2 separate regions of the Homo sapiens genome follow, and region 1 is linked to region 2. Evidence: chromatin loops called from intact Hi-C (ENCODE). Cell type or tissue: PC-9. All regions are shown on one strand. Links, peaks and the distances in the headings refer to the core of each region. The heading gives the core; the rest is flanking DNA. Region 1 has its middle 6.5 kb from the start of EEF2KMT. Region 2 overlaps RBFOX1 (RNA binding fox-1 homolog 1).

The links. Peaks named below come from ENCODE experiments on the same cell type or tissue, not always from the same donor. Only the 100,000 strongest peaks of a DNase experiment are listed, where the experiment ranks them.
Region 1: a loop joins it to region 2, with 15 times the contacts of the local background. A loop is called at or near these places in 2 of 110 quality-filtered maps.

What each region holds. Positions count from the first base shown.
Region 1 is chr16:5,098,148-5,110,358 of GRCh38, forward strand. No RefSeq gene overlaps it. Among named protein-coding and RNA genes, the nearest start is that of EEF2KMT, 6.5 kb to the left of the region's middle. RefSeq lists a silencer at 99-638. In PC-9, for the core only: no CTCF peak of the experiment used is centred there; a DNase peak (open chromatin) is centred at 7,084; H3K27me3 peaks cover 533 bases.
Region 2 is chr16:6,637,152-6,649,362 of GRCh38, forward strand. The region is part of intron 2 of RBFOX1 (RNA binding fox-1 homolog 1); the gene reads left to right. Among named protein-coding and RNA genes, the nearest start is that of RBFOX1, 620 kb to the left of the region's middle. In PC-9, for the core only: CTCF peaks have their summits at 6,128 (motif pointing left) and 6,333; no DNase peak of the experiment used is centred there; H3K27me3 peaks cover 973 bases.

The DNA of each region.
Region 1 (12,211 bases), core at 6,030-8,529, 1.5 Mb before region 2:
CCATTGGGTTCAGGAGGCGAGACTCGGAGCAGAGCCCAGGAGACAGGTCTTAGGGCGGCGCTAAGGCCAGACCCAGAGAAGAGCTCAGGAGGCGGGGCCGGGGCGGGGCGTTGACTATGTCGTAGCACATGGCCAGGCGGTGCTCGGACTCTGGGAGGCGGAGCTTAGGACGGGCCGACGTGGGGAGGGGCCCAGGGTCCGGGAGGCGGGGCCGAGTCCGGGCTGCGGGCTGCGCTCAGGAGGCGGGCCCTGGGAGGCGGAGCTTAGGGAGGGGCCGGTGTCGGGAGGGACCCAGGGACTGGGAGGCCGGTCGGGGCTGGGCTCAGGGGCCGAGACCTAGCTGGGCTTGGGGCGGGGCCGAGACGGAGCGAGGGGTCCAGGGCGTGGGAAACGGGGAGGGGTTTGAGGAGGGGATCGGAATGTGGCTCAAGTTCGGGAGGCGTTACCTGTGGAGGGTTTGAGGCAGGCCCAGCAGCGAGGCCACGGTCTGCCGACGCGGGGCCAGGGGCGGGCCCCAGGATCCGGAGCTTAGGGCGGGGCCGAGTCCGGGTTTGGGGACCGGGAGGCGGGGCCGGTTAGGGCGAGGGTCCCTGGGATCGTCGGGTCAGGCCTTGGGCCAACGTAGGCACTCTCGCAGTTCCTCCGCCTTCAGGAAGGTCTTTTTGGCAGGGGCCCTACGGGTGCGCGCTTCGGTCCTGGAGGCCTTATCCAAGCCTCCTCTCCATCAGCGCCACCCGTCTGGGGTCCGAAAGGAGGGAGCTTTCCCTCTGTCCCCCAGCCTTTGGACTGTCACCAAACAAGCCATTCGTTCACCAAATACTTATTAAGCGCCTACCAGGTACCTGACAAGGGAGATGTAACGGTGAGAAAAACTAGGTGTGGTCCAGGCCCTCCAGGGGCTCAGGGGCTCGTGGAAGAAGTGGACATTGAAGTATTTATCACACAAATGAGTATAAAAGTACAATAGCGATATCTGCCACGAAGGCGAGCAGACAGAGCTAGCGGGGCTTGCAGGAGGAGTTTTGATCTTGCAGGGACAGGAAGGAGGAGTTAGCTCCTGCGGGGTGGGATTGGGGGTGGTGGTGATATAGACGTGGGGACAGAGTGGAAAACAACAAAAATATAATTAATTTAGTTCAAAGTTATTGTGTCTTGAGTTGAAAGGCAGGGCAGTTAGCAACACAGTTCAGATTTCAGTACTGCCCCTGAAATCTGAACTGTGTTCAAAGTCTAAAACGTTTACCTTAGCAAATCCCTCATAAAACTCCATTTGGAAGAGTCCCGAGAGCTAATTTGTAAAGTATACTTGCAGAAGGTAGATGAGGAGACAGATTAAATCTTATTACCTCTTTCAGATGAGAGGCTCTTGAGCCCTGCTCAGCTATGAGAATAAGAGGGGAATTAATTCTAATAGAATACACTTGTTCTCGCATAGCTGTTGTTCCCCACCAGAACCAAATGAGCTCAAGATCTGACAAAGAAAAAAAAAAAGGTTCATCTTTTATTCCCCCAAACACTTTCATTTAAATCAAGAGGGTGGGATGTGGTTATTGCTGTGTTTTTAGACAGAATCAACAGTTTCTGGGTCTGAGATATTGCATACACCCTCTCAGTCCCTGTATCCTGAGATAGAGTCACCTGATAATCCACAGCAAGTCCTAACCAGGGATGGGTCTGGGTGCTTAAGGAAGGTTGGCTTCAGAACTGGGCCAGGGGCACTGCTTTGCTTTTGCTGTTTTGATCAGCTCTCTGCCTGCAGGAGACAAGGAAAACCAATGGTAACAAGTTAGTTACACTCATAAATCCTGGGCTTATTTTATTAACTCACATAATAGCTATTAATTGCCTTTCCTCCAAGGAGCAAAAGGGCATATACGGTCAATGCTGTAATAAGTAACACTGTATTATGTTATACTAAAATATTAATAAATCTAGGTTGGTTCAGTCTTTCCTGATTCCATAGATTGCAAGCAGATTGAGGAAGGACCCTAGCAGACCACAGAGCTGAGCCATGAGCACAGAAGAAATCTTTTTTTCTTTTTTTTTTTTTTGAGACGGAGTTTCGTTCTCTTGTTGCCCAGGCTGGAGTGCAATGGCGCAATCTCGGCTCACTGCAACCTCTACCTCCCGGGTTCAACCGATTCTCCTGCTTCAGCCTCCCGAGTAGCTGGGATTACAGGCGTGAGCCACCATGCCGGGCCATTTTTGTATTTTTAGTGGAGACAGGGTTTTAACACGTTGGCCAGGCTGGTCTCAAATTCCTGACCGCAGGTGATCCGCCCGCCTCTGTCTCCCAAAGTGCTGGGATTACAGGCGTGAACCACCGCGCCTGGCCAGAAGAAATCTTTATCTTGGTGTGCGGGTTCAGATGAGGGACAAATGTCATCTCTCTTGGATCTGAATCTGGAAGGATCAAGGCACTGAAGGGATTTTTTTTGTTTCAGAGAGTCTAGAGTCTCCCTCTGTCGCCAGGCTGGAGTGCAGCGGCACGATCTCGGCTTCTGCAAATTCTGCCTCCCGGGCTCAAGCGATTCTCCTGCCTTAGCCTCCGGAGTAGCTGGGACTACAGGCACGCGTCCCCATGCCCGGCTAATTTTTGTATTTTTAGTAGAGACGGGGTTTCACCATGTTGGTCAGGATGGTCTCAATCTCTTGACCTCATGATCCATCTGCCTTGGCCTCCCAAAGGGCTGGGATTACAGGCGTGAGCCACCATGCCCGGCCTCACTGAAGGGATTTTTTTAATGTCACGTGGCTGTCACAGGTGCGGTGTGTTCGGGTGCAAGTGAAGATTAGGACTGATGCTTAAAAACAAACGTGAAATTCCAGGCGGTGTTGCTACGGGGAGCAGCATCAGGACAAGCTGGTTTCAGTTGCAAGAGTTTGCGTGTACGTGCAAGAACTACAGTCGAGATTCAACTTCCGGCTTTGAGGGTCTCTTTAATAACAGTAATAACAACCTAAGGCAGTTTAACAGTATGGAATGGTTGCCTTTTAGAAGTTAAGCTATGGGCATGGAAGTTCAATCAGTCCATTGAAGTTTTTCCTTTATCTCTCCTATGGTTAATGGTTTCTGCAGAAAAGGACCAATTGATTTCTTTCTAAAACGTTGCTTCAGGGTGTAGAGACCTTTATAGGTCATGTTTCAACTTACAGAAAATTTTATAGTTCAAATATAAATTACGTTCAATGTGGACTTTGCAATAGAATTGAAGGTTAAGTAAAGTTTCCACTTTCCTTAGGCTGTTTGCAGTGCCCAGCAGGCCCCATGATATCGAGGTGGAAGTTATGTTAAAGGAGGAGGTTGGTCAGGGATGGGTAGAATAAGGAATATGCGCAGCTCAGGCTAATGATGCAATGACTGAGGTGTAGAAAGAGGGCCAGGCACGGGATAACGCCTGTAATCTCAGTGCTTTGGGAGGCCAAGGCAAGAGGATCACTTGAGGTCAGGAGACCAGCCTGGTCAACAGAGTGAGCAGAGTGAGACCTAACCTGTACAAAAAAACCACAAAAAACCAAAAAAATTAGTTGGGCATGATGGTGTGCGCCTGTAGTCTCAGCCACTTGGAAGGCTGAGGTCAAGGGATCCCTTGAGCCCAGGAGTTTGAGGCTGTAGTGAGCTATAATCACATAACTGTACTCCAGCCTGGGTGACAGGGTGAGGCCCTGACTCAAAAAAAATTGAGTCAGGGAAAAAATTGGAAATCTTAATCCTCCGTACCCAGGAATGTGACCTTATTTGGAAATAGGGTCTTTCTAGATGTAATCAAGTAATGATGAATCGTACTGGATTGGGGGCTGCTGGTGAGGAGGCAGATGCAATGACCGGCGTCCTGATAAAAGAAGAGAATGAGGGCCGGGCATGGTGGCTCATGCCTGTAATCTCAGCACACTTTGGGAGGGTGAGGTGGGTGGATCACTTGAGGTCAGGAGTTCGAGACCAGCCTGGCCAACATGGTGAAACTCCATCTCTACTAAAAACACAAAATTAGCACTGCGTGGTGGCGGGCGCCCGTAATCCCAGCTACTCAGGAGGCTGAGGCGGGAGAATCACCGGAACCTAGGAGGCGGAGGTTACAGTGAGCCAAGATTGTGCCAGTGCACTTCAGCCTGGGTGACAGAGGGAAACTCCATCTCAAAAAAATAAAAGAGGAGAATGTCAGGTGAAGACAGAGACACAGGGAGAAGGCAGCCATGTGATGAGGGAGGAGAGATGGGAGCGATGCATCTACAAGGAACACCAAGCATTACCAGCGGCCACCAGAAGCCAGAAGAGGCAAGGAAGTATTCTCTCTTACATATTTCAGAGGAAGCGAAGCCCGGCCGACACCTTGATTTTGGGCTTCTGGCATCCAGGCCTGCGAGACAATACATTTCTGTTGTTTTCAGTCACATGCGGGGCCCTTGTTGTGTTGTGGTTTTTTTTTTTTTTGGAGATGGAGTTTCACTCTTGTGCCCCAAGCCGGAGTACAATGGCGCGACCTTGGCTCTCTGCAACCTCCTCCTCCCAGGTTCAAGCTATTCTCCTGCCTCAGCCTCCTGAGTAGCTGGGATTACAGGCATGCGCCACCTTGTCTAGCTAATTTTTCTATTTTAGTAGAGATGGGGTTTCACCATGTTGGCCGGCTGGTCTCAAAATCCTGACCTCAAGTGATCCGCCTGCCTCAGCCTCCCAAAGTGCTGGGGTTACAGGCATGAGCCACCGTGCACGGCCTTGTGGTTATTTTTTTTAGACAAGAATCCGCTGTGTCATCCAGGCTGGAGTACAGTGGTACAATCTCACCTCCTGCAGCCTCGACCTCCCTGGGCTCAGGTAATTCTCCCATCTCAGCCTCCAAGTAGCTGGGACTACACGCTTGGCTAATTTTTGTATTTTCTGTAGAGATGGGGTCTTGCTGTGTTGCCCAGGCTGGTCTCAAACTTCTTGGGCTCAAGCCATCTGCCTGCCTTGGCCTCCCAAAGTGCTAGGATTACAGGCATGAGCCACTATCCCTGGCCACCCTTGTTAAAAAATAAAGAATTTGAAGATGGTGATGGCAGATTATTAAACCACAGTGGGGACTCTTCTGTGTCCCTGTGGGACTGTCCAGGTTGCAAGCCTATGAAGCCGGCCCTGGCTGCTGGGTTCTTGGAGTGCTGGACCTCCCGTGGCATGTGGCAAGGAGTTGTCATGGGTTATCACGACATATGATGATCAACTATGGGAGACCCAAAGACCACTCAGTCCTTTTTCCGATGAATGGCTGTGTATGTCACACTAGCAACAAACAGAACCGCAAGAGCTCCTGTGACAATGCTGAGCCCGATCACTGCGCCTTGCAGAGCAGATGCCGTCTGTACCTCCCTCCTGTTAAGAAACCAGAGGGTTTTTAATTGCCTGATTATTAAGAGGCTCTTCTGGCTGCTCCTGGTTTCCTGGGAAGTTTCCCATCTAGCCGCTAGTGAGTATTCATTATGGAAATGAAATGTACATTTAACCCAAGAAAATGCTCACTCTAGAGAAATCTCATAGGGCAAGTCGTTGAAAGCCGATTTACTAAATGACCTCTTCACCAAATGACCCATTTGCCTAATGACCACTTTGCCAAATGATCAATTTGCTGAAAGCCAATTCGCTGAAAATCTGTTTGTGGGATATCCTGCTTATTAGTAACTGACAGTCAGACGCAGCTTATCCCAGGCTGCCGTTCCCCATTTTACAGCTGGGGAAAATGAGTTACAGAGCTTGTTTGCATTGAGTCAACAGGAGCAAATGCTAGATCAGGTAATTGAACCCAAGCAATCTGGTTCCAGAGCCAAATAGATGTATTTTTTATGGTACAAAAACATATACATACATTTTTAGGGGAAGGGTGGGTGTAGGGTGGGATGAGGATTCTGGGTAATTGCTTGGTAAATGCCAAATACCTTTCTTGTCTGTCCCTCTTTTCAAATGATGAAGTAATGTCAATTGCAACACTTTTTTTTTTTTTTGAGACAAGGTCTAGCTGGAGTACAGTGATGCAGTCATAGCCCACTGCAGCCTCAAATTCCTGGGCTCAAGCGATCCACCCACATCAGCTTCCCAAGTAGTTGGGACTGCAGGCCCACACTACTATGCCCAGCTAATTATTTTAATTTTTGTAGAGATGGCAGGTGGCGGTGGGGGGTGGGGGCGGTTTTGCTATGTTGCCCAGGCTGGTCTCAAACTCTTGACCTCAGGTGAACCTCCTGCCTCAGCCCCACAAAGCTCTGGAATTATAGGTGTGAGCCACTGTGGCTGGCTACAATACTATTTATTTATATTTTAGACCAACAGATATTCTAGCATATAAGAAATGTGATGCTCTCTGTACATTGAAGAGTTGGTCTAATATTTGTCCTGGTGGATAAAGAAATTGCCTGTCTGCTCCGCTCTGGTTAAGAAACCAGTCCGACTGTCTCTGCGGCTATGGAGCAGTCCATCAAGAATGAAAGCCCACGGCCAGGCACGTTGGCTCACACCTGTAATACCAGCGCTTTGGGAGGCCGAGGCAGGTGGATCACTTGAAGTCAGGAGTTCGACACCAGCATGGCCAACATGGTGAAACCCTGTCTCTACAAAAAATAGAAAAATTAGCTGGGCCTGGTGATGCGTGCCTGTAATCCCAGCTACTCAGGAGGCTGAGGCAGGAGAATCACTTGAACCTGGCAGGCAGAGGTTGCAGTGGGGAGCTGAGATCACACCACTGCATCCCAGCCTGGGTGACAGAGCGAGACTCTCTCAAAAAAAAAAAAAAAAAAAAAAGAATGTCTTCATGATGGCCTCAAGCTCATTGGTCCCTGAAGAGAGTCAAGGAAGGCCCACTTTACTCTGCACTACAAAGCAGGCAGGTGGACAGGAATCTGAGAAGTGGATTCAGTGAGAGGCATTGACCAAAAGGATTTTCTGCCTAATGGTCGGTTCAGCAGAAGATTAAACTGAGCACAGCATCCTGTTCCCTCAAACTATCTGGTTGGTCAGTGGGGAATGTTCTTGTCTCGTTAAATGTCCTCATGCTACTGTCAGGATATCCTGTTACAAAACATCATAAACCAGGTTTACAAACAGGCCAGGTGACTGTGGAATTTCTCCTTGGCAAGGCCTTAGCTATGGGCGTGGGATTGGCGTGCAGTAATCACAGGGTTCCGGGCCACTTGAGGGATAAAATATGCCTTAGGTGATAAACTGTTGTATTTTAATGTGAATATTTCCACCAACATTAAACAGTAACCCCATGAGTTTTCTCATACCTGTTACACTCTGGAGTTGCAACAAGCTAACATGAAGCAAGTTGCAAACACAATTATCGCATTTGGCTCCTGTTCACAGCAAGGGTTTTTCAAGCTCTACCTGGGACAGTCTTCCCTCACATGAGGTTTATAGCATCATTTATTTCATTATTTATTTATTTTTTGAGATGGAGTTTCGCTGTGTCGCCCAGGCTGGAGTGCAATGGTGCGATCTTGGGTCACTGCAACCTCCGCTCCCCCGGGGTTCAAGCGATTCTCGTGCCTCAGCTTCCCGAGTAGCTGGGATTATAGGCACCCGCTACCACGTCTGGCTAATTTTTGTATTTTTAGTAGAGACGGGATTTCACCATGTTGACCGGGCTGGTCTCAAACTCCTGACCTCAGATGATCCACCCGCCTCAGCTTTCTCAAAGTGTTGGGATTACTGGCGTGAGCCACGGTGCCCAGCTATAGCATCATTTAAGCTTTGTTTCTGCCATCAATTGTTAGTTGGTAGTTAACAAAATATAGACCACCTCATTTATGTCTCACAGTTAGCATTGGTTTTTGTGTTTTCTTTAGGCTTGTTTTTTAATTGTTTTTAAAATTGTGAAGCAGGGTCCTGTTCTGTTGCTGAGGCCAGAGTGCAGTGCTGCAATCTTCGCTCACTCCAGCCTCAACCTCCTGGGCTCAAGCAATCCTCCTACTTTAGCCTCCTGAGTAGCTGGGACTACAAACACGAGCCACCACCGCTGGCTAATTTTTAATTTTTTTTTTTTTTTGAAATGGAGTTTCGCTCTGTCGCCCAACAGGTTGGAGTGCAGTGGCATAATCTCGGCTCACTGCAACCTCCACCTCTCGGGTTCGAGCGATTCTCCTGCCTCAGCCTCGGCACCCACCACCATGCCTGGCTAATTTTTAAAAAATATTTTTAGTAGCGACAGGGTTTCACCATGTTGGCCAGGCTGGTCTTGAACTCCTGACCTCAAGTGATCCACCTACCTCGGCCTCCCAAAGTGCTGGGATTACAGGCGTGAGCCACCACGCCAAGCCTAATTTTTAAATTTTTTGTAGAGACCAGGTTTTGCCATATTGTCTAGGCTGGTCTTGAACTCCTGGGCTCGAGTGATCCTCCTGCCTTGGCCTCTGAAAGTGCTGGGATTACAGGCATGGCCTTTATGCCTGGCCCTTAAAGCTGCTTTTTAATAACAGCCTTACTGAAATATAATTCACATATCATACAATTTACCCATTTAAAGTGTACAATTTGGCCGGGCATGGTGGTTCACATTTGTAATCCCGGCACTTTGGGAGGCTGAGGTGGGAGGATCGCTTGAACCCAAGAGTTTGAGATGAGCCCGAGCAACATGGCAAAACCCTGTCTCAGCGAAAAATACAAAAAAATTAGCTGGGCATGGTGGGTGTGCCTGTAGTCCCAGCTACTCAGGAGGCTGAAGTGGGAGGATGGTTTGAGCCCGGGAGGTGGAGGGTGCAGTGAGTTGAGATTGCACCACTGCACTCCAGCCTGGCAACAGAGCCAGACCCTGTCTCTAAATAAATAAATAAAGTGTATAATTCAGTGGTTTTTAATATATTCACAGAGTTGTGCAGCCATCACCACCATCAGTTTTAGAAATTTTAATTACCCCAGAAGAGACCCTGTATCCATTAGCAGTCACCCCTTATTTCCCCTGACTATCCCCACCCCTGGCTCCTGGCAACCATCAATCTTTGTTTCTTTGGATTTTCATATTCTGGGCATATATTATATATGTGTATATATATATGTGTATATATGTGTATATATATGTGTGTATATATATGTGTGTGTGTGTGTGTATATATATATATATATAAATAGAGTCATCTAATATTTGTCTGGCTTCTTTCACTTAGCCTAATGGTTTCAAAGTGTATCCAGGTTGTAGCATGAATCAGCCCTTCATTCCATATTTTGGCTGATTAATGTTCCATCACACGGGTAGACTGTACTTGTTTGCCCATTCACCTGTTGTTGATAGACATTTGTGTTGTTGCCACCTTTTGACAATTATGAATAATTTTGCTACAAGCATCTGTGTGTGTCTTTGTAGGAACAGGCTTGCATATTTTTTGATATGGGCAAATGAGAACCAGTGGCAGGAGGCCTTTGTGGTGAATTTTTCTGTGATCTTTGTGTACTCTGTATAATGATCACCCACGCAGGCTTGGGGGCAGCACTTAACCTCACATTTCTTTCTTTTTTTTAATGATAGGGTATCTCTCTCTGCCACCCAGGCCAGAGTTCAGCTGATGCAGGGCAGGGGAGCCCCCAAGTGGAGCCTAGTGTGTCCGGAACTGGTGGGTTCTTGGTCTCACTGACTTCAAGAATGAAGCCGTGGACCCTCGCGGTGAGTGTCACAGCTCTTCAAGGCGGCGTGTCCGGAGTTCTTTCCTTCTGATGCTCGGATGTGTTCAGAGTTTCTTCCTTCTGGTGGGTTCCTGGTCTCGCTGGCTTCAGGAGTGAAGCTGCAGACCTTCAAGTTGAGTGTTACAGCTCTTAAGGCTGCATGTCTGGAGTTGTTTGTTCCTTCTGGTGGGTTCGTAGTCTCACTGGCTTCAGGAGTGAAGCTGCAGACCTTCGCAGTGAGTGTTACAGTTCATAAGGGCAGTGTGGACCCAGAGTCAGCAGCAGCAAGATTTATTGCGAAGAGCAAAAGAACAAAGCTTCCAGTGTGGAAAGGGACCCCAGTGGGTTGCCACTGCTGGCTGGGGCAGCTTGCTTTTATTCTTTTATCTGGCCCCACCCACATCCTGCTGATTGGTCCATTTTACAGAGAGCCGATTGGTCTGTTTTACAGAGAGCTGATTAGTCCGTTTTGACAGGGTGCTGATTGGTGCGCTTACAATCCCTGAGCTAGACACAAAAGTTCTCCAAGTCCCTGCTAGATTAGCTAGATACAGAGTGTCCATTGGTGCATTCACAAACCCTGAGCTAGACACAGGGTGCTGATTGGTGTGTTTACAAACCTTGAGCTAGATACAGAGTGCCGATTGGTGTATTTACAATCCCTTAGCCAGACATAAAGGTTCTCCAAGTCCCCACCAGACTCAGGAGCCCAGCTGGCTTCACCAAGTGGATCCCGCCCTGGGGCCACAGGTGGAGCTACCTGCCAGTCCTGCGCCCAGCGCTGGCACTCCTCAGCCCTTGGGTGGTCTATGGGACTGGGTGCTGTGGAGTAGGGGGCGGTGCTCACTGGGGAGGCTCAGGCCGCGCAGGAGCCCACGGTGGGTGAGGGGGAGGCTCAGGCATGGTGGTCTGCAAGTCCCCAGCCCTGCCCTGCGGAGAGGCAGCTAAGGCCTGGCGAGAAATCGAGCACAGCAACTGCTGGCCCTGGTGCTAAGCCCCTCACTGCCCAGGGCCGGCGGGGTCGGCTGGCCGCTCCGAATGTGGGGCCCACGGAGCCCACGCCCAGCCGGCACTCGCGCTGGCCCGCAAGCGCCCTGCCCAGCCCCGGTTCCCGCCAGCGCCTCTCCCTCTACACCTCCCCACAAGCTGAGGGAGCCGGCTCCAGCCTTAGCCAGCCCAGGAAGGGACTTCCACAGTACAGCAGCGGGCTGAAGGGCTCCTCAAGTGCTGCCACATTGGGAGCCCAGGCAGAGGAGGTGCCAATAGTGAGCTCCAGGGCTGCCAGCACGCTGTCACCTCTCAATAGCACATGAGGGTTCTTGCCTTTGCCCAGGAAAGAATTCAAGGGCAAGCTGGAGGTATAGAAGAAAACAGCTTTATTGAAGGGGCAGCGTTACAGCCCTGTGACTGCTCCTGTAGGGCAGGGCTACCCTGGAGTCAGAGAGTAGCGGAAGAGAGTTTGCAATCACGTTTATACCCACTTTTAACTGCATGCAGATTAAAGGGCAGTTTATGCAGGAATTTCTAGAAAATTGGTAGTAACTTTTGAGTCATTGGGTCATTGCCATGGAAAGGGGCAGTAACTCCCGGGTGTCGCCATGGCAATAGTAAACTCACATGGCACACTGGTGGGCATGTCTGATGGAAAGCTGCTTCTGCCCCAGCCCTGTTTTACCTAGTCCTCAGTTTGGTCTGGTGTCCAAGCCCTGCCTGTGAAGTCAAGTCCTGCCTCCTATCTCACAGTGGCGTGATCATGGCTCACTGCAGCCTCAACACCCCGGGCTCAAGCAATTCTCTCACTTCAGCCTCCTGAGTTGCTGGGACCACAGGCACGTGCCACTACGCCCAGCTACATTTTTTTTGCATTTTTTGTAGAGATGGTGTTTCACTGTGTTGCCTAGGCTGGTCTCAAACTCCTGGGCTCAAGCAATCTACCTACCTTAGCCTTCTAAAGTGCTGGGATTACAGGTGGGAGCCGCTGCACCCAGCCCAACCTTACATTTTTAATCTCAAGTCACTTCTCTCTAGGTTTCAATTTCTTCTTTAGAATGGTGGAACTAAGAGCATCTATTTTATAGGGTTGTTGGGCAGGCAAAATGAAAGAACTGCTATTCAATGTTTAGTGAAGCGCTATGCACAATTTTGAATAATGAAGTTGGTGTTTATTTTTTATTGTTTATTTATTTTTTAGAGACGGGGCCTTGCTCTGTTGCTCAAGCTGGAGTGCAGTGGTGCAATCACAGCTTACTGCAGCCTTGACCTCCTGGGCTCAAGAAATCCTGCCACCTCAGCCTCCTGAGTAGCTGGGACTACAGGCATGCATCGCCATGTCTGGCTATTTATTTATTTGTTTGTTTTTTGTAGAGATGGGGGTCTCCCTGTGTTGCCCGGGCTGGTCTTGAACTCCTGGCCTTAAGCAATCCTCCTGTCTTGGCCTCCCAAAGCACTGAGATTACAGGTGTGAACCACCATGGCCAGCCTTATTTTTATTTTTAAATCAGCCTTGTCAAGTTGAATTGGTTATTAATCTTGTATAATGGTAATTTGGGGCAGCATTGGTTGGGCGGGGGGTGGGGAACATTTAGGACCCTG
Region 2 (12,211 bases), core at 5,065-7,564:
AATATATATTATATATTATATATATTATATAATATACAATATATATTATATATTATATATATTATATAATATACAATATATATTATATATTATATATATTATATAATATACAAATATATATTATATATTATATATAATATATAATATACAAATATATATTATATATTATATATATTATATAATATACAAATATATATTATATATTAAATATATATAATATATAATATACAAATATATATTATATATTAAATATATATATTATATAATATATAAATATATTATATAAATATATGTAAATGTATATAATATGTATTATATATTATATATAATATCCTATATATTATATATAATATTCTATATAGTATATATAATATTCTGTATAGTATATACAATCTGCATAGTATATATAATATTCTATATAGTATATATATAATAGTCTATATATATATTAGAATGTGCATTTAACTTGAAAAGGTTGAAACTCTAAAGTACTCCCCAGATAACTGGTGGTGAATTGGGAGCCAGATGATGAAGTGGCAGCAGAAAGTACAGCTGACCATGAGTACAGGGTCTAGAAGAATATTGTAATACATCTACATCTCTTCAAGAACACAACAAGTTGGCGTTATTTAGCAGGAGGGCAGGATATTCCATGGTCTCCAAATCTTGGAGGTCCTTTCTGCACTGGATTACAATTCTGAAACTCATCATCCATATTTAGAAAAGTGGAGACAGTGAATTACATTTTACAGGGATTTTACCCAAAAATGGTTAAAATGACAAAGTCTCTGTGCTTCAGTATATTAGCCTTCATAATTTTCAACACCCAACATTTAGTTTTTTATCTCATTCCCAGGATGACATGTTTGACTGAAGTATCTAAGACACCTTTAGGGGTAGACTAAACTTCTGCCACTCTCTCCCAACAAAATATCTGTGTCATATGAATGTTGTAGGCCTGCCATTGTAAAAGAGAAAGTAATCAAGACTTTAATGGGATTATTTTTAATTGTCTTCTTGCATATAAAAATGAAATGACAGGTTCTGAAAGGAAACTTGGCATTTGGGAAAGAGGGTGGAAAAACCAGACAAATGTAATTATCCTAAACTGTTTTAAGGTACATTTTTCCTATGCTCATGTAAGAATTAAAATTAGTGTTTTAAAGAATAAGTTACTGGTAAATCGCATGGCAAAAGAACATACATGTTCATTTTTTCTTCCTTATTTCAATTTTCTGAGAAAATTTAAGTAGTTATTTCTCAGGTGAGTTTTAAAATTCATCCTTAGAGATTGGAAACTCAAGGGCCACGCATTGAGACTTACACATTTATTATAATAAAATATGCTTCTGGCATATTAACTTTTACTACCATGTTGTCAAACTTAGAAATATTGCAGTGGAAGCAAAACCAAGAAAATGGCTATCGGTATGTTCTTTGATGAATGAAGGTGTGTACACATAGATTGAACAAATTTTTTACACTAATTTATATAATGTTTAGCCCTTTAATGCCAAATATTACACATTTAATGTTGTCTTATTACGAGCACTCATTCCGGAGTACAAAAAATTGAGAGGAAAAACAAAAGAGACTTCTCTTCGCTATTGTAACTCCATGCTGGTTTGGTTGGTGCAGGTGTTTGGGTGATGGCCACCATTTTGGTCTTGTCAGTTACTTAAGGCTGTAGACAATAAAGGTTGCATTCCTGAAATAAAGAGTTGGTTCTCTAATCTTGTGGAAAGAACCAGTATTCATTTTCTACCAGGAAGCAAAATGCCAAGGTCACAGGGACAGAAAATATTGCTTCCCAAGAAACTGTGGTTGACAAGATGGCTCGAGTTCAAGTGAATCCTGAAAGTATCAGTTTCCAAGGAGACCTGTGGCCCCACCCAGCCACCTACAAAGCTTAGCCATCGTTTCACTCAGAGCAGCAGCCATTTCTTGCAAACTGGCAGCTCATTTCTGGATACTCAATAGGATGCATAAGAATGATAAATTTTTTTCAAATCATGTGCGCTAGCTCTGTTGACCTTCAGCTGTGCTGCGCCTTCTTTAATTGGCATAAATCTTGGACTGCCCATTGGATGTCTTTCTGGAATCTGATGTCTTTCTGTCTATCTGATTCCTAAGAGGAAGTGAAATATTCAATTAAATAGTTTCGTTGAGTCCTTGTAGTGCTAGGATCTTTACAAGAGCGGTTTAGTAGGTGTTGAGATAGACTATCTATCAGCTTCCCTTCCCAGGAGAACGTGTCCTGTTAGAAATTGCATCTTTTGTGGCCAGTAGGGGTCTGTTTAATTGACTGAAATAGTAATGACCCGGAGGAATTAAGACAGTTTTTAGAAACATCTTATATTGAGAAGGAAGAACAATAACTATGATAAAATTATACAAATACACAATAATAATAAATACACATAATTTAAAGATTACAATTGTGGGCCGGGCACGGTGGCTCACGCCTGTAATCCCAGCACTTTGGGAGGCCGAGGCGGGCGGATCACGACGTCAGGAGATTGAGACCATCCTGGCTAACATGATGAAACCCTGTCTCTACTAAAAATACAAAACCAAATTAGTTGGTCAAGGTGTTGGGCGCCTGTAGTCCCAGCTACTCGGGAGGCTGAGGCAGGAGAATGGTGTGAACCTGGGAGGCAGAGCTTGCAGTGAGCTGAGATCACGCCACTGCACTCCAGCCTGAGCAACAGAGTGAGACTGTGTCTCAAAAACAAAAAACAAAAAACAAAACCAAAAAAACAAGATTACAGTTATGACAGGTATTTTGACCCCTAACTATGTGTCAGCACTCTGTATAGCTTATCTCAGTACTAACACTAACACCCATATGATGATACCAGAGCTTTTAACCCCATTTTCTGAAATACAGAAACTAAAGAACAGATAAGTTGCTGCGAAAAGCCATATAAATATTAAGTGGTAGAGTCAGGATTTTAAACAGGGTACACTGGTTTCTTTCTTAATGTATTTTGATCCACATCTACAGGTGAAATTCAAATGCAGCTTATTGAATTTTCTCTCAAATATTATGGTGAATTATTTTATTATCTTAGTGTTTCAGATACGCCTTTTGCCACATTTCCTCAAGAAGTTGATATACTATTAAGAACTAGGCTATATTTTTAATTTTTTGTTAATTTAAATCCTTCATAGAGGCCGGGCATAGTGGCTCACATCTGTAATCCCAGAACTTGGGGAGGCCGAGGTGGGCGGATCACTGGAGGCCAGGAGTGTGAGACCAGCCTGGCCAACATGGTCAAACCCCATGTCTGCTAAAAATGCAGAAATTAGCCAGGCATAGAGCAGGCACCTGTAATCCCAGGTACTTGGGAGGCTGAGGCAGGAGAATAGCGTGAACCCGGGAAGCGGAGATTGCAGTGAGCTGTGATCATGCCACTGCACTCCAGCCTCAGCGACAGAGTAAGACTCCATTGCCAAATAAATAAATAAATAAATAAATAAATACTACTTTATAGAGCCAGTGTGGGAAGTAGGTACATTGGGGTATATCACATATAGGAAACACTGGGCAAATACTTGTGACCCTCTAGAAAGGAATAAAAAAACTCCTTCTGAAGGATACAAGTTCCAGTTCTGGTTTTTCCTTCAGTTGGCCTTGAACCAGAATACGTTCTCTGGGCCTCTCTGACTAGTCCCTGTCATGTTCTAGCCCCATCTTAGGATTAAGGCCAAGACCCAAAACAAGCAACATGAACATCAGAACAGCACCAGAAACCCCAGGTAGGCTTCGCAGATGAAAATAATGACTGTGGCAGCCATGCTACTCAAATGGAAGGCCTGCTTTCTTTTTAGAAGGAACCTAATTGGCAAGTAAGTTGCTATCTGACTTGATGGGCGTAAACTCACCGTTCTGCATCCCACTTTCCCGATCTTCACTTCAGTTGCTTAAATGGAGTGCACTAAACCTCAATTTGATAATTGCATCCTCAAAACCTTTAATGAAGGTGCCTATCAAAGTGTAAATAATTACCCCGTAATCTTGTATTTGCAAACTGCATCTTGGCTGTTTACGCTTCACCGAGGTTCAAATCAGAGGTTCAGGGCTTCCCCAGCCCTCACATTCCTGTTGACGTCAGAGGAATTTCAAGGACCTAGAGGACAGCATTGTAACACGGTTCAACCAAGGCGTTCACCTTCACTCCCTCCCAACGCTGACATCTGTCATTTTCTGGTGCTATTTATAAATCCAAGGGAGCATTGCTGTTTTGTTTTGGTGCTGGTGATGCAGACACTCATCCTCATTAGAATTTTTGCCCTGACGCCGGGCACGGTGGCCCACACCTGTAATCCCAGCACTTTGGGAGGCCGAGGCGGGCAGATCGCTTGAGCCCAGGAGTTTAAGACAAGACCAGGCAACAAAGTGAAACCCCGTCTCTACTAGAAATACAAAAGTTAGCTGGGTGTGATGGTGGGTGCCTGTAATCCCAGCTACTCAAGAGGCTGAGACGGGAGAATCACTTGAACCTGGGAGGCGGAGGTTGCAGTGAGCTGAGATGGCACCACCGCAATTCAGCCTGGGTGACAGAGCAGGACTCCGTCTCAAAAAAAAAAAAAAAAAAAAAAAAAAAAAAAAAAAAAAAAAAAATAGGTTCTGCCCTGAGCCTTTCAGGCCTGGCCTTGTTGCTCTGGGACTTGCTCCCTCCTCGCTAACGTGTTTCCTTCTTTGGAGATTACCCACTTTAGCTCACCTGGGGAACACACACACCACTGACCCAGTTAGGGCTTCTTCCAGCCTCTTCTCTTTTTTCCATTCTTTTGACTGCGTTAATTATTCACAGGAACCCGTCAATGAAAGCACCAGGGATTATCCAGGAGGCTGACCACCAAATTAGAACAAGAAAATACTTGAAACAGTTTGCATGCTGTCTGAGGGTGCAGCTACGGAGAGGGTATGTTTTAGGTGCTGGGGTCTGAGAGAAATGAAAAGAGACGCCAAGCCAGGTGACTGACAGAAGGCAGGCGACAAACCCAGGCTTCCCAGGCTCGTACTTTCTCTTCGGTGCTGTATTTTTCAGCACACAAACTTGCTGAGAGTTTGCAGCTGACATCTCGAGAAGTATTCTTCTTAAAAGCTGAGCGAAAATTATTCACCTCATGTGAAAACAAGTGCGATTTACATCTAATGTGGGTAATTACTTTTACAGTTAATTAAAAGCGCTCTCATTAAACTCCCGCTGTGATGCCAATGCATAGCTCTTATTTGCAAACAGACCTTTGGTTTGAGCTCACCTGGTGACAGGAGACTCCTACCTGAAACAGGGATGCCGTTCTCGGTACTATGTTTAATTGTGCTGAGCCAGCAACCCTCGAGTTACCCGGCCTTTTACCCCACGCCAGCTCTGCTTGTCTGCATGGCTAGATTTTGAGATATGGAAGCCTCTTGTCCTCTCATAACCACACTCCAAAAAAAAAGTAAGGTGAAGAAAACAAAATAACTCACAGGAGGTAGGGATGCCAAAGAAAGGTAGGGGACTCAAAGAAAGAAGTCAAGATGAAAAGCCTGCTGTCTTTATTTGCATAATAGTTTGGTTGGGGATCGTTTTGTAGTTGTTCTGGCTTTACAGCTTTTTCCTGCCTAAGAAGATATTTACTGTCAGAGAAAATATCCCCTTAGGCCCCCTGAAGATTCCTCCAAATGTTTATAAAGTCAGCAGCTCTGCCCTGCAACCTACCCAACTAAGGTAAACTTTACTCCCTTGGTTGAAGTGATTTGTGTTGAGATTTTACTTAGTTTACATGCGTTGTTTGCTGTTTGTATGATTTCAGGTGAAATAGCTCTTACATCGTGAGTCATCTTCATATTTAGGTTGAAACCATAGACTTTTCGGAATATTCTTTGCCCTGAAGCATCTCTGCCACGCTGAACCTTCTTAAACACATATTAATGAAATGTCTCCTCAAATGATCACATTCCTAGTAAGTAATTAGGGCTTAGTAATTAAAACATGCAGTCATTTGAGACTTAAATTTTGAAGGCACAGAAAGATTGAGAAATTTAAAAAGTTTACGGACCTGATGAATTGGATACTCTTGCATAGGACTTGGTGCTTTCGGTATTTTTTGCAAAGTTATTTGCTCCCATCTGCTGGCCATTTGTGATATTGCAGGTGCTGAGCTAATTTGTGAATGGAAAAGGAAGTGAATAAAATCTATCACTGCAAACATTTTATACTATTCTTCATGTATTCAAGTAAACTGATTTGAATCTTGGTTTTTGTTTGTTTGTTAGTTTTGTTTTGTTTTGTTTTGTTTTTGCGGTTGGAGGATTAAGTGAACACAGACTCTGAAGAATTCTGCTGAAAGGCAAGCATGATTTGAAATTTTTACCAACATCAGAGTTACTCAAGTTTTGAAAGCCAGAACACCCTCGTTATCTTTAATAAAGCAATTAACTTTAGAACATTGGTTTAAATATTCAAATTCAAGCACAGTATATTGTGTAAGGGAGAGTATAAAATACATAGCTCGTAGACCAGATGGATTTCAATCTCCCTTATGCTTTTAATCATCGGAGTGGTAGGAAGCCAATTCCCTACACTCTAAAACTCAGTTTTTTCACCTGTAAAATGGAAACACTGGGCAAAAGGGTCCCTAAGGCTTGAACTTATTCTCAAAATCTGAGTCTTTGTGAAGGTTAAAAAATCATATAAGGCTGAGCACGCTGGGTCATGCCTGTAATCCCAGCACTTTCGGAGGCCAAGGTAGGTGGATCACCTGAGGTCAGGAGTTTGAGACCAGCCTGGCCAACATGGGGAAACCCCATCTGTACTAAAAATAAAAAAAATAGCCAGACGTGGTAGCATGCACCTGTAATCCCAGCTACTAGGTAGGCTGAGGCAGGAGAATCGTTTGAACCCGGGAGGCAGAGTTTGCAGTGAGCCAAGATCACCCTACTGCACTCCAACCTGGGCAACAGAGCGAGACTCCATCTCAATAATAATAGTGTAGGTTGCATAAAATCACCAGTATGCTCTTAGTCTTAGCATCTAAACTCATATTCAGTGACTTGTCTTAAATTAGAAGCCGTTGTTATTTTCACAACAATAGGCAATGTAAGCATGCATCCAAACTATCAGAAAGCTTGCCTTTGCAAAGGAGACCATCTGTAATGTTGAGTCAAGATTTAAAATGCACCTTGAATGCTTTTTGGAGTGTGATGTCAAAAATGTATCTTGTGTTAATATTATAAACCGTTCTGCTATAACATTTATTTGCTGTTTAAGAAGGAAGAGCAAAACCTTCTTCCTCAGCAGTAATCAATTTCTCAGTTGATCATAAGCCGATTTGGGCTTGTCAGATGAACCTTTGACTGTGTCTCCTCACACTCCTGAGAGGTGGCTTAAGCTGTCCTGTATTTCCTATGAAAAGCTCTCTGGGACTTTGTATTTGAGTCCAGGAGAACAATGCTGTGCCCAGGATATGTGATCCTTACTTAGCTTCTCATGACAAGTCTAAGCATCCTGGTCTTTTCTTTCCATTGCTCTTCCAGAGTGAATGACTGCAATAATCAATTTAGAGGTTTTCAGGGGCTGTATTGTGGAAACACCTGGGCCCTGGAGCACAGCAGCCTGTGATTGCCCTGGGATTCCTTTTAAGGAATTTTTCTTGTCCCCTAGAGCTTAGACTAAGCGGAGGTGGCCTCTGGACCACAGTTATCTTTTTTCAGTATTAAGTAGCCAAGCATCCTGCAAGAGAGATCAGCACAAAGAGCTCCTTGATCCTCTGTATTTATTTTCTATGACTTCCGTAGCAAATCATCACAATCTAGGTGCTTAAAACAACTGAAATATATTCTCTGACAGCTCTGGAGGCTCTACGTCCAAGTTGAAAGTGTGAGCAGGACGGCTCTCCCAGCAAAGGTTCTGGGGAAGATTCATCTTTGCCTCTTCCAGTGTCTGGTAGCTTAGTGTCACATGACTTGTAGCAGCATCTCTCTAATCCCCACCTGTCTTCACATGGCTTTCTCTTCTGTCTCTTAAAAGGATACTTGTTACTGGATTTAGAACCCACCCAGATAATACAGAATTTTCTCATTTCAAGACCCTTAATTATGTCTGCACAGACTCCATTTGCAAACAAGGTCACATTCACAGGCACTAGGGACTAGTCGGCTTGAGCATATCTTTTGGGGGGCTGCTGTTGAACCCCGTGCTGGCTACTCACTTCTAAATCCTCTGAGGTCTCGGGAGCTTCGTTGTCCGGTGTTTCTCTCCACATTTTCTCGGGAATCTTTAAGTGCCAGATACTTCAGAGCTGGGAATGCTGCTGGTAAGGGATCCGGGATGCTGGCATCCTTGCATTGTGGGCATGAATAACCCTGACCTACAAAAATTATCAAAAACAACCAACACACCAAGTGTAGAAGAAAAGAAGTCTCTCTCGGGAGAGAGAACTGCTTCTGAAAAGAACGGACACATGAGTGCTTTGATGTCTAAAATCTCAAAGAACCTAGAGGCCTTGGAAGAGAAAACTTTAAAAATAGACATGTTTTTAAGTTCTCAATGCTTCAATCAGAACCAGGTTTCACAAAGCCTGTTGGAAGATGTCATCAAGGACAGCTGACATTTACTGATAACTTGCCATATGCTAAGACCCTGGCGTGTATTGGATATGCCTAGCCACAAACGAGGCAACCATGATTGTTAATATGCTTCTCTTACAAATAGGGAAAGTGAGGCTAAGCAAACTCGGCCTCCTTGTGCAGAGTTCCAAAACTGGTGTGGTTGAGTCCGGTAGGATAAACCCTAGCAGTGTGATTCTGCTATCTGTGTGGAATCCCATCTGTCGCCAGCAAGTGAGCCTCCGCTGTTCAGGGTTTCCCGGCTACAAAAAGTAGAAGGGCTGCCTTCTGTCGGGAAATTGATTGCTTGGTGATGAGTCCACAGCTCAAAATTCATACTTAACACTTTTAAGTAGTTGAGCTGTTTTCCAAGCGAAGTGGTCGAGTGGGGCTGAAGTACTTACTTGACGAGTCTGGTTCAGAAAAGGTCAGGTCGGAACCCACCCAGAGACACCGGCTCTAGGCAGCGTGATCCGAACAATAATTTGTTCTCGCCAAAGTGACATTTTTCCAATTTGAGTCCAGCATTGTTCAGAAGCAAATGCAGTCCCCTGGGGCGCCTCCCGCATAGATCTGCAGCAGATGACAAACTAACAATATCATCTAAATAAAAAATCCAGCATGGGTTTAGTAAATTAATCCTGACAAGAATAAATTGAATAATCTTAGGGAAATGGCGAGAGCTCTGATTCTGCCAGATCGCTCTTTTCTGTCGCTTGCGTGGGTCCTCGGTGGCAGATTAAGAGCAAAAATCTGCCTTTGGTTTATTGATTTCGTTAGTTCGTTGATTAACACCTGCCACTTCTGTGTGGGTAAATCATAATCGGATATGGACTCTTCCTGGCAAACTTAACATATTTTCACTCAAGGAGAGAAAGGAAATGCTTATTTCACCTGGTCAGAACGGGCAAAAGCAGACAGAGAGCTGCTTTTCCTCACCTCGTTTCTCAGTGGTATTTTCTAGGTTTAAAAGTAATCTGTGATTTTCATCACTCCCATATTGAGTTAATCTCCCGTTTCTGTTTAGGTTGCTTAGCAGACAAATTCAAGGAGAGTTTTTAGTAAGAGTGAGGGGTGTTTTTCCTGACTCAGTGTCCGAAGTCAAGCAGAGACTTCAGCCATTAATTTAGGAGACAGGGTGAGAAAAGGAAGATACCGCGTGTACACATGATCCCACGTCCTAGGACTGGGCCTTACAGGTCGTCTGGGAACCTTGTCTTAGTCAGCCTGGGCTACCCTAACAAACTGCCATAGACTGGATAGCTTCTGAACAGAACATTTACTTTGTCATAGTTCTTGTGTCTGGATATTCAAGATCAAGGTGCCAGCAGTGTCAGGTTCTGATGAGCACCCTCTTCCTGGCTTGTAGTCAGTCATTCTCACTGGGTCCTCATTTGGACATTCCTGGGCTTACGCTACCAGAGAGAGAGAGAGAGAGAAAATGAGTGAGCTCTCTGGTGTCTCTTCTTAAAAGGATACTAATTCTTTCTTTATTTTATTTTATTTTTGAGATGGAATCTTGGTCTGTTGCCCAGGCTCTAGTGCAGTGACGTGATCTCAGGGCTCGCTGCAACTTCCGCCTCCTGGGTTGAAATGATTCTCCTGCCTCAGCCTCCAAGTAGCTGGGATTATAGATGCCCACCACCATGCCTGGCTAATTTTTCTATTATATTGAAATCCAATGGGGTTTCACCTTGTTGGCCACGTTGGTCTTGAGCCCCTGCCCTCAAGTGATATACCTGCCTTAGACTCCCAAAGTGATGGGATTATAGGCGTGAGCCACCACACCCAGCCAAGGGCAGTCATTCTTAGGACCTCATTTAACCTTAATCACTTCCTTAGAGTTCCCATCTCCAAATACAGCCACACTGAGGGTTAGAGCTATGACATATGAATTTTAGGGGGGACACATACATTCAGTCCATCATACTACGTGTTAAAAATGTTGATTCTGATTCGATGTATCTGGGATGAGGTGTGATGTGTTGCATTTTTTTTTAAAGATGGGATCTTGCTCTGTCACTAGGTTGGAATGCAGTGGTACAATCTTAGCTCACTGTAGCCTTGACTGCCTAGGGATAAGTGATCCCCTTCTCTTTGTTTTGAAACAGAGTCTTGTTCTTTGTTGCCCAGTCTGGAGTGTAGTGGTGCAATCTCGGCTTACTGCAACATCAGTCTACAGGGTTTAAGTGATTCTCGTGCGTCAGCCTCTCTAGTAGCTGGAATTACACGTGTGTGCCACCATGCCCAGCTAATTTTTGTATTTTTAGTAGAGACAGGGGTTTCATTTTCTTGCCCAGACAGGTCTCAAACTCCTGGCCTCAAGTGATCCACCTGCCTTGGCCTCCCAAAGTGCTGGGATTACAGGCATGAGCCACTGCACCCGGCTTCAAGTGATCCTTCCATTTCAGCTTCCCAAGAAGCTGGGACCACAGGTGCATACCACCCCACCTAGCTAATTTTTTTCTTCTTTATTATTATTTTTTTTGTAGAGACACTGTCTCCCTAAGGTTTCCAGGCTGGTCTTCAACTCCTGGACTCAAACGATCCTCTGGACTCGGCCTCCCAAAGTGCTGGGATTATAGGCATGATGCATTTTAACTGGCTCCCAGGGGCATCGTACTTGCTGGGGTTGCAGACTCCACGTTGACTAGGAAGTTCCTCATACTCCCCTTATGTGCGGATGAGGGAAATTTGCTGAAGGACCGCATGGTTATTAAATAGTAACACCCTGCTTTAAGAGTCTAGTGCCGTGAGTCTAATGCCAGGAGTCTAATGCCAGAACTGGAATTACCCGCAGCCCTGTCCTCCCACCCTTCAGCCTTCAGTCCACTGCCACATCCCCTGGAGGGCTTGGTAGCATGCATCGACGGGCCCTCACCCTTTGAATTTTGGATTCAGTAACTGAGGGCTCTTCCGTGCAAACCTCATATTTTTCACTTCAGGAGAGAAAGGAAATGCATCACCTGGTCAGAACAGGCAGAAGCAGACAGAGAGCTGCTTTTTCTCACCTCATTTCTCAATGGCATTTTCTACAGAAAATACAGCCTGAGAATCTGGGTATTTTTCTTTGCTTATTTATGTAAACTGACAAAAGTTATATATATTTATCATGTACAACATGATGTTTGGAATGTGTGTACATTGTGGAATGGCTAAATAGAGCCAATATCATATACATTACCTCACAACGTCATTTTTTTGTGGTTAGAACACATAACATCTACTTTCTTAGCAATTTTCAAGATTACAACATGTTGTGAACTGTAGTCACCATGTTGTATAATATTTTAACTTATTCCTCCTGTCTCACTGAAATTTTATGTCTTTAGGCCCAGATCTCCCCAGCAAACCCCCTGGTAGTGAGGGTAGTCCCTGCCAGCCCTTGGTAACCACCATTGTACTTTTTAGTATATTTTTTGTATTTGTTTCATGCAGTATTTGTCTTTCTGTAACTAGCTCATTCAACTTAACACAGTGTTCTCCAGGTTCATCCATGTCATCACAGTGACAGGCTTTCCTTCTTTATTAAGGCTGAAATGGTATTCTGTTGTGTATATATACCACATTTGCTTTATGTGGTTCTTCCTTGATGGACACTTAGTTTTT